Regions from separate parts of the Homo sapiens genome. Here region 2 is linked to region 1. The links are chromatin loops, found by intact Hi-C in ENCODE. Cell type or tissue: breast epithelium. All regions are shown on one strand. Each heading gives the region's core, and the rest is flanking DNA. Links, peaks and the distances in the headings are about the cores only.

Region 1 (5,387 bases), core at 103-5,102:
AAACTGCAGAGGATGCCAAACTAGAGAAGATTTTGAGCAAACAGAGGTAAGCCCATTTATTTCTAACAACTGATGAATTCACAAGTTAAAATACCTCTGAGTCTTTGCTATGGTGATAGTAAGCCTGAGGCAAGTGCTGCGGCCCACATTTCTGGACACTCAGTCCCCTTGTCACTGCAACAGTTCCTGCAGGGAAGCTGAATCGTGCACTGCAAACAGCCAAACAATATGGTATGGAGGAATAGAGGGGTTTTTTTGTTTTAAAGACAGGGTCTTGGTCTCTTGGTCTGTGAGTACAGCAGTGCAGTCATAGGTCACTGCAGTTGCAACTACAGGTGCATGCCACCATGGTTGGCTAATTTTTTGTAGAGATGAGGTCTCACTTTGTTCCTCAGTCTGATTTTAAACTCTTGGCTTCAAGCAGTTCTCCTGCTTCGGCCTCCTAAAGTGCTAGGATAATAGGTATGAGCTACTACACCAGGAAACGGGATAGGATTTTTAAAAAATATATTTGTTCTTTTTTTTTTTTTAAGACATAATATCACTCTGTTGCCCAGGCTGGAGTGCTGTGGTGTGATCTCAGCTCATTGCAACCTCCATCTCCCAGTTCAAATGATTCTCGGGTCTAAGCCTCCTGAGTAGCTGGGATTACAGGCATGCGCCACCACACCTAGCTAATATTTTATTTTTAGTAGAGATGGGTTTTTGCCATGTTAGCCAGGCTGGTCTTGAACTCCTAACCTCAGGTGATCTGCCCGCCTTGGCCTCCCAAAGTGCTGGGATTACAGTCATGAGCTACTGCGTCTGCCACCCCTCCCCCTTTTTTCTTTTTTGAGGCAGGAGCTCACTTTGTCACCCAGGTTGGAGTGCAGTGGTGTGATCTCAGCTCCTTGCATCTTCAGTCTCCTGGGCTCAAATGATCCTCCCTCTTCAGACCCCCTTCAGTCCGTGCCTGTAGCTGGGACTACAGGCACGCACCACCAAGCCTCGGCTAATTTTTTATATTTTTTGTAGAGATGGGGTTTCATCATGTTGCTCAGGCTGATCTTGAACTCCTGAGCTCCAGCGATCCACCTGCCTTGGCCTCCCAAAGTGCTGGGATTACAGGTGCGCGACACCGTGCCCGACCTATTTGTTCTTTAATGTAGGTGTTTCTTGTGGGTTTTTGAATACTTAAGAGGTATATCTGCCTTCAAAGGGTACAGTGAAAAAAAAGAGAAAAAGTATTGCCAGAAGCATTTAATATTTACTTTCTTTATCAGAGATCCTGCCTTTAAATGTTTTTGTATGTGTGTATGTGTGCATAGTAGGGTCTGTCTTTGCAATTACAAAATAAGCTTCTTAACTTTCTTTATCCAGTGCTTTCAAATGAGGATTTATAATTTGGCATTAATTAAAAGTACCTACTTTGAGAACTTGTAAACTTCTGCCTTTTTGACATTGTTACCTAGGAAGCAGAAAATCTTTCTTTTTTTGGTTTGTGTTAAATTAGACCAGGTATTATTGATTTTTAGGTTTCACCAGAGGCAGTTGATGAACCAAAGCCAAAATGAAGAGTTGTCTCCTCTTGTTCCTGTTGAAACAAGGGCATCCCTTATTCCTGAGCATTCAAGCCCTGTTCAAGATTGCCAGATATCCCAGGAAAGTGGTAAGAAATGAATTTATCTCTGATCCCTTTTCTCCAAGTTGTTTAATTTGTCGGGTATCATAAAGCAGAAAAAGGTGCATATTTTCATAATTTTTTGTTAGTTTACTAACTTCAGTAATCATTTAGATCTTATACATATCTATGTATAAACACACCTATATATGTATGTATATTATAACTGCTATATTTCTAATTTTAAGAAACATTTCAAGGACTACTACCTTTTATATAGACCTGATGCTTTGATTATTCTTATGATTATCACAAGAATTCATTTTCTTAAAAATGTTTGGTTTGATGTTTTCGGCATATTGGAAGAAGTCACTGAGGGGATTTTTTTGCATTTTACTCTATTTCAAGGAATAGATTTCATTAAAGGGACATAACTAAAATGTAAACATTTAGTGGTTTAAATGATACTCTGTTGATTCTTCTAGAACCCGTCATTCAAGTGAATTCTTGGGTTGGGATAAACAGTAATGATGATCAGTTATTTGCGGTTAAGAATAATTTTCCAGCCTCTGTACACACTACGAGATATTCTCGAAATGATCTGCACCTGGAAGACATACAGACGGATGAGGACAAGTTAAACTGTAGTCTTCTCTCTTCAGAGTCTACTTTTATGCCAGTTGCATCAGGACTGTCTCCACTATCACCTACAGTTGAGCTGAGGCTGCAGGGCATTAACTTGGGCCTAGAAGATGATGGTGTTGCAGATGAATCTGTGAAAGGGCTGGAAAGCCAGGTGTTGGATAAGGAAGAGGAACAGCCTTTATGGGCTGCAAATGAGAATTCTGTTCAAATGATGAGAAGTGAAATCAATACAGAGGTAAATGAGAAAGCTGGACTATTACCTTGTCCTGAGCCAACAATAATCAGTGCTATCTTGAAGGATGATAACCACAGTCTTACATTTTTTCCTGAGTCAACTGAGCAGAAACAATCAGACATAAAGAAACCAGAAAATACACAACCAGAAAATAAAGAAACCATATCTCAAGCAACTTCAGAGAAACTTCCCATGATTTTAACCCAGAGATCTGTTGCTTTGGGACAAGACAAAGTTGCCCTTCAGAAATTAAATGATGCAGCCACCAAGCTTCAGGCCTGTTGGCGGGGATTTTATGCCAGGAACTACAACCCTCAAGCCAAAGATGTGCGTTACGAAATCCGGCTACGCAGAATGCAAGAGCACATTGTCTGCTTAACTGATGAAATAAGGAGGTGGGTCAGAAGTCCTTTTGATGCACTGTTTTGTTGGTTTGAGGGTGTTAGATTCTTATAGTTGATTCAGAACACTGTGCTTCTGTGATTATAACACTTTTCACACAATGTAGCCACTGTTGCTTTGGTTGTCTCCTACAGTGTACCGAAAGCATCTGGAGAGCAGACACTATCTGCTCTATCTCCTCATCTCCATCCCCAGCAAAGCACTTGATACATAGATGCAGTGTAGTAATAAATGTTCAATGAACGTGAGCTTTATAGGGATCTATAATTCTAAACATAGAAAGGTACAGAAAACATTGAAAAACCAAGTATAAAAATGAGAAGATGATGAAGTCTACATGGAATTCAGTACATGACATAAGAAATAAAGAAAATAGCAGGGATTCAGAAGGGGCTAAAATTCTATATGACTACAATAGGAATTATTCCTTAATCCCATGGCTCGTATGTTTTACTGACTGCTAGCCCAGGAAAGTTAGGATTTCATTAATATTGCAACTAGTAATATTTACTGGTATTATCAGGTAGAAGAGAAAGAGGCAGCAAAGGATACTGAGAAGGGACAGCCAGAGTGGTAGGAAAACTAGGAGAGTTCCACCTTCAACAGGAGCAAGTGTTTCAGGAGAGATGAGAGGTGCCACAGAGAGGACACAGGCATTAAACTTGGCAGTTGGAGGCTATTGGTGACTGTGTTGGTGATTCTCCAGACTATCCTCAGGTTGGATGATTTGCTAAAAGGACTCACAGAACTTGGGAAAATACTATTCTGTTCGTCATTATGGTTCATTACAGCAAAAGGATACAGATTAGAATCAGTAAAGAAAAAAGGTGCCTAGGGCAGAGTCTAGGAGACATGAGGTGCAAGCTTCCAGTTGTTCTCTTTCAGTGGAGTTGTACAGACAGGGCTTAATTTTCTCAGCAATGATGTATGATAACACATATGAAGTATTGCCAACTGACGAAAGTTACCTCATCTTTGGTGTCCAGGGTTTTTATTGTGGGCCAGTCACATAGGTATTGAGTACCCATGTAACTGATCTTAACTATTTACACCTCAGACCACATAGAGGTCACACTGATACTCCATGGCCCAGGACCCAGGACCCCAGGCGAACAAAACAGATGTTGACTAGAAATCATTGATTGCCTAAACTATCTGATGTGACCAAGACCCCAGGTGTATAAAGATATTCTTTTTCAGTCAGGATATTCCAAGGGCTTGGAGATTATCTCCCAGGAGTCAGTCAAGGGCCAGTCTTATCTTTGCAATGTACAGTGTTTGAACATCCCCATCCTGCTGAGTTAACTCTTTACTGCACAGTGACCTTCCCAAGAGCAGCTTCAGTGGTGTAGAGGGATGAAGGCCATTTTGGAATGGGTTGAATAGTGAATGAGAGGTAAAGAGTTTGAAGGATGAGTGTAGCCAATTCTTGGAAAGAGTTGTTTTGAGGAAAACAAGAGAAAAGAGAGTTAAGTGGTGTCTGGAGGAGAATCTAGATTAAAGGAACATTCTCTTTTGTAGATGAGAGATATAGAGTTTGTTCATGTGTTGATGGAATGAATAAATAAGGAGGGAAAAACTGATGGTGCAGCAAAAAAAAAAAAAAAAAAAAAAAAGAGGAAGAGCAGGATTGCAGTTCTTGAGAAGGTAAGAGAGGAAGAAATGTAGTGTCGAAGTAGAGGAAGTGGCCTGAAATGGGAGCAGGAGCAGGTAAGGTGGTAGGTTTGATGGTGGGAGATGGGAAAAAGTCCTGTCTGATGCTGCTTCTTTTTCAATAATGTATAAGATGTGGTCAACACCTGAAAATGAGGAGAGGGTGAAGGAGGTGTAAGGAGAGAAGTATGAGGTGTGAGGTAGTTATCTTAAACATGACCTTATGAGGAAAATGGAGGAGGGTTGCTGGACAATGTGAGAAAATGCTTAAAAGTGCAAAACAATAGGTCAGGTTGTATGATTTTCATCAGCAATTCTTAGCTGCTCTGGTCTGATTCAGGCATGGTTAATTTGGTTCAGCCAGGAATGATTTTTTTTCCTAGGTGATATTGTAGAGAGAGCAGGGGAAGGGCAAGAGAGCTGAAGATATTTGAGAGGGAGTAATAATGATAGATCTTAGATTTTATATGTTTTTTGAGATGGGGTCTTGCCCTCTTGCTGAGGCTGGAGTGTAGTGGCGTGATCATAGCTCACTGTAATCTTGAACTCCTGGGTTCAAGTGATTCTCCCACTTGAGGCTCCCAAGTAGCTGGGACTATAGGCATGCACCACCATGCCCAGCTAATTAAAAAAAATTTTTTTAAAGAGATGAAGTCTATGTTGCCCATCTGGTCTTGAACTCCTGGCCTCAAGCAGTCCTCCTGCCTCAGCCTCCTAAAGTTCTGGGATTACAGGTGTGAATTACCTTGCTGACTGGAATTTTATTTTTATTTTTTATCTAAAAAAATTTTTTTTTGAGATGGAGTCTTGCTCTTGTCACCCAGGCTGGAGTGCAATGGTGCGATCTCAGCT
Region 2 (5,387 bases), core at 74-5,073, 670 kb before region 1:
ATAGACATGGAACCTTTGAAGTTAAAGTGATAGCTCATTGAGAAGGCATTCTAGGATTGTTTATTGGCAGAGTTTCAGTTAAGGATGAAGTCTAATTATGGCAAGCTAGCAAACAAAGCCTCAAAATTGTTAATGATATGCACAGCATACTTATATAAGCAGGCATTCTCTACGTTTGCAGAATTGAAGTTCAAATACAGGACCAAATCAAATATGTTATATATAGCAAAATATAATTTAATTTCAACAAAATGTGCATATTAAATTAGTTCATTTGAATTGTATTGGATTTGAAAATATTATTTGATTATTTGTAAATTTGCTTTTCTTTCATAGTTGTTTAACAGCTACATCAGATGTGGTAGTGCATGCCTGTAGTCCCTATGTGGGAGGCTGAGGCAGGAGGATTTGCTCAAGGTCAGGAGTTTGAGGATGCAGTGAGCTATAACCACTCCACTGAACTCCAGCATGGGCGACAGAGCCAGACCCTGTCTCTAATAACAAAAAGAAAAAGGTTACTTTTAAAATATTTAAACTGTTACTAATTAAAGTAAGAAGTAAGAAGGAAAATGATTAAGAAGAGAGGCTGGGCACAGTGGCTCATGCCTAGAATCCCAGCACACTTTGGGAGGCCAAGGCAGGAGGATTGCTTGAGGGCAGGAGTTCGAGGCCAGCCTGGGCTACATAGCAGGAACCCCTCCCGCAATGATATGGTTTGGCTATGTCCCGACCCAAATCTCAACTTGAATCATATCTCCCAGAATTCCCACGTGTTGTAGGAGGGACCCAGGGGGTTGTAATTGAATCATGGGGGCAGGTCTTTCCTATGCTATTCTCGTGATAGTGAATAAGTCTCACGAGATCTGATGGGTTTATCAGGGGCTTCTGCTTTTGCTTCTTCCTCATTTTTCTCTTGCCACTGCCATGTAAGAAGTGCCTTTTGCCTCCGCCATGATTCTGAGACCCCCTCAGCCATATGGAACTGTAAGTCCAATTAAACCTCTTTTCCTTTCCAGTTTCAGGTATGTCTTTATCAGCAGCGTGAAAACGGAGTAATACACCCATCTTTGCACACACACACAAAATTAGCTGTGGGGTGGCACATGCCTGTAGTCACAGCTACTTGGGAGGCTGGGGCAGGAGGATCTCTTGAGCCCAGTAGTTCGAGGCTGCCATGTGTTATCAACACTACACTGCACTTTAGCCTGGATGACAGTGAGACCTCCATCTCAAAAATATTAAAAATTTAACAAATTTTAAAAGAGCTACAGATGCAAGAAGTTGATAAATACACATGAATATAAAATACCTAAGTAATAGAAAAATAAAATAGTTTTGCAGCTCCCATGTCTTTGGGTGGCTCCACCAGTCTCTGAGCAGGTTTTTATTGGCACCACACAGTGTTCCAGTCTCACTTGTGCCCAGGACTCTAATCAGGCACTTCTCCAAAGAAAGAATTGGGAAAGTAAGATCTGTTCACTAAGTATGTCGTTGCTGCTGTGGTGCCACTGCTTACATGCTCTTCCAAGAGACAGAACTGATAAATGTATTTTTAATAGATCATAAATTCATATTGATCAGTTCATACTGATATCTCCAATTCAAGTTCATTAACACAAGATTCTCCCTCACTTTCCTCATTCCATCTTCATTTTTCCTTTTTCCTGTAGTGAGGACCCTCATTCCTAAAGTCAGTATTTGTACACATATACTCTATCATACCATACATACAAAACAGTTTCAGAATTAACTGAATTAACAGTTAGTTCAATACTACAACTAACCTCAATACATAAAAGTAAAGTTCAAGATTTCTGTCCTGCCTGTACCTGCACCCGTACCTTCCTAGACAATTCAGGCCCAAAGCCATTCAAGGAGGTGGAGGCATCTGTATGTGATAGGGGGAGCCAGAGTGGCCCAGTGTGGGGAGTGGAAGCTCACCCAGGGTTCCTGAAACCCCTTCAGGTAATCTACAAGGTTAAACTATTTTCAGAATAACACTAAGGTAACTTGCCTTTTGCACTTACATCATCTCATGAGTATACTTTGGAGTTTACCAAAAACTTCAGGACATCATAACTGCGTGAGGCTGGGTTTTCTCCCACCAAAGTAGTATAATGGGATACTTGAATATAATCTAGCTGCCTTCCAATAAGCTAGACATCTGAGGTTTATAGAAACATAAAACAATGCCACACTTCTCACTAAATTATTTGTTTTGGGAAATAATTACTTTCCATAAAGATATTTCATTTATGTTAACATGTAATGGGTTTATGAGTTATAACATGAGTTAACATGTATGGGTTTATAACTTTTGATGAGTTAGTTTTTATTTTTAAAATTTTAATAAATATTTTTAAAATTTACAAGTTTTTTCTTGTTTAAATATGATTATAATGATTATTTTACACATTTAATGGGTATAAGTGCCATTTTGTTACATAGATATATTGCATATCAGTGAACTCTGGGCTTTCAGCGTAACCATCACCCAAATAGTATACATTGTATCAATTAAGTAATTTCTCATCTTCTAGACATCTCCAATGTCTACGATTCCACTATGTCCCTGTGCACACATTGGATAACTATATGCAGGAGAATGAAACTGGACCCTCATCTCTCACCATATACAAAAATTAACTCAACATGGATGAAAGACTTAAAGGTAAAACCTGAAACTATACAAATACCACAAGAAAATCTAGGAAAAAACTCTTCTGGACATTGGCCTGGGCAAATAATTCATGACTAAAACCTCAAAGGCAAATGCAACAAAAACAAAATAGGCAAAAGAAATTTAATCAAACTAAAAAGCTTCTGCACAACAAAAGAAGTAAACAACAGAATGGACAGCCAACCAGCAGAATGAGAGTTTTATTTTCTAATATGGTAAATATTAATAGAGCTAACCTACATAAACTAAATAAAATTAGTAATCAACTCACATAAATTAAAGGTATTTGGAGTCCTCCATAATTTTTTTTTTTTTTTTTTTTTGAGATGGAGTCTCCCTTTGCCGCCCAGACTAGAGGGCAGTGGTGCAATCTCTGCTCACTGCAACCTCCACCTCCCAGGGCCAAGTGATTCTCCTGCCTCAGCCTCCCGAGTAGCTGAGATTACAGGGGCCCACGACCACACCTGGCTAGTTTTTGTATTTTTAGTAGAGACAGGGTTTCACCATGTTAGCCAGGCTGGTCTCGAACTCCGGACCTCAAGTGATCCACCCGCCTCGGCCTCCCAAAGTGCTGGGATTACAGGCTTGAGCCAATGAGCCTGGCCAGGAGTCCTCCATAATTTTTAAGAGCGTAAACAGTCTTGGAAGCTGGGGAAGTGAATTGAGAACTACTTCTTTAATGCAATGGCAAAGAAATAAGGGTGAGGGAGAACTGTAACAGATAAGAGACTTACATAATAACCAAACGTAATGAACGTGTGTCTTTTGGATCCTAATTTTAAGAAATCAACTATACAAAGACATTTTTGAGATATCAGGAAAATGTAATTATGTACCAAGTACTATTAGATGACATTAAGGGATTTTAATCTTGCTAGATATGATAAAGGCACAGTGATTATGGGAGAAAACACCTGTCCTTATCTGTTGTATATGCCTTCTGAAATAGTTACAGGTGAAATGAAATGATAAAATTTTCTTTAAAACACTTCAGAAGAAGACAAGTAGATGAAACAAAGTTGGCAACTACTGACAATGTAAAATTTGAGTGCTGGATATATGAATTAATGATAATATCTCTACATCAGTGTATCATTGAAATTTTCCAAAACAAACTTTACAAAGAGAAACAACAAAAACTTAAATGATGCTCAGTTTAAGATTTCCAAGGGAACATATTTTATAGAGGTTCAAATTTAATTTTCAATTGATAAATGTCAATTTCTACTTTCTCCTCAAAGCCATGTTTAATTAAAAGGACATCAATAGGCTGAGCACAGCTAGAAAATAATGAGAATTTCAACAGATGGTCATGTATTCTTTCCTCTACTTGACTTCAAAAATTTCCCCAGATTACTCTACAAATACCTATGACTGTATGGAAAATCCCAGGAAATTCTGAAGTTACAAAATAAATTTAGTACTGGAATAGGGAGTGTGTAAACTAATTAGGGAGATCCTTGTAATGAAAATAATTTATAGCAAACTTGAAGTAAGCCCTTTTATTCTTAACCAAGTAAGATCAGTAACATGTTTTCTTGACAAAAAATGGAAGCTTGCTCATATATTAGAGTCTCCTGATAACAGGTGAATTAATTTTATGAAGTAACCTATCTTATCTTCTGGAAAGCAGGACTCTGTGAGGGAGGGAGGAAGGGAGGGAGGGAGAGAGGGAGAAAGAGAGAGAGAATGAAAGAATAGGGTTCCTGCCCTGTATTCTAGTTAGAGATCTAAGAGACAAGAAGACTTGACTCTACAAAGTGCCTAAATGTGTGAGACAGGATAAAAGTTTCACCATGTGCCTGAGCAATCTGAGAAATCTTCCTGAAAAACTGGAATTCAACTTTGAAGTATGGGTTCAATTCAAAAGAGCAGAAATGAAGACCATTCCAGGTGAGGCACTGTTGGGAAAAGGGCTTGTGGGGTGCCTACATAAACTGGCCATAAAAATATGGGACAATAAGTTAGAAAAAGCCACAAAAGGCCTCTGATGAGGAAAGCCTCCTAATTGCCATCATGTTCCCATCCTCAGAGTGAAACCTGCTTTCTTATCTGTAAACACTGTGTTCAAAAAAAAAAAAAAAACCACTCCTTTAAAACATTAAAATGTGAACAAACGTGCAGACTCCTAGTTAAGCCCGTTCCCACTAAGTTAAAGATATACTGTTTAAGCACAAAAAAAACTCATTTAAACCACTATTGCTACAAATTATGCCTATAACAGATTGCCTCCTTTTCACTGTTTCACCCTAAACATCTGCTTCTTAAATCTAAGTAATTATACTCAATGAATAGTATAAAAACCAAAGCTCTAGGCCTTTTACACTTCCATATTTTACACTGGCCCCCTGGCTCCCCACCTTTACTCTTAACCTGTCTCTTCTCAATCCTTTGTTTCCACCAAACTTTAAATACCCTACGGGTGGTATTAAGGCTGGTCCCCAACAAGGCACATAGCAAGAATAAAATCAGAATAAAAGTAGAAAATTCAAGGTATGTTTAAGAAAAATGAGTGGGTCAGCCTTGCTAAAGCAGAGAGATTGGTGAAGGAATAATAAGGAATAAGTGGGAAAAGGGTCAAGTCCAATTGTGGAAAACCTTGAATGCTAACATGAGTACCGAGAAAACCATTCTGAGCACAGGAGAGGCAGCAGCACTGCAGGAGATTTATTTGACAGTGCACACAAATTTATTCAGATATGACAAG

Evidence for each region. Hi-C counts contacts between places; a loop is a spot of excess contacts. Peaks named below come from ENCODE experiments on the same cell type or tissue, not always from the same donor. Only the 100,000 strongest peaks of a DNase experiment are listed, where the experiment ranks them.
Region 2: a loop joins it to region 1, with 29 times the contacts of the local background. A loop is called at or near these places in 1 of 110 quality-filtered maps.

The regions. Positions count from the first base shown.
Region 1 is chr3:101,755,549-101,760,935 of GRCh38, forward strand. CEP97 (centrosomal protein 97) reads left to right here. Exons shown (of 11, transcript NM_024548.4): 7 at 1-46; 8 at 1,515-1,648; 9 at 2,086-2,875. Among named protein-coding and RNA genes, the nearest start is that of NXPE3, 21 kb to the right of the region's middle. In breast epithelium, for the core only: no CTCF peak of the experiment used is centred there; a DNase peak (open chromatin) is centred at 2,801; H3K27ac peaks cover 443 bases.
Region 2 is chr3:101,084,532-101,089,918 of GRCh38, forward strand. No RefSeq gene overlaps it. Among named protein-coding and RNA genes, the nearest start is that of ABI3BP, 94 kb to the left of the region's middle. In breast epithelium, for the core only: no CTCF peak of the experiment used is centred there; no DNase peak of the experiment used is centred there.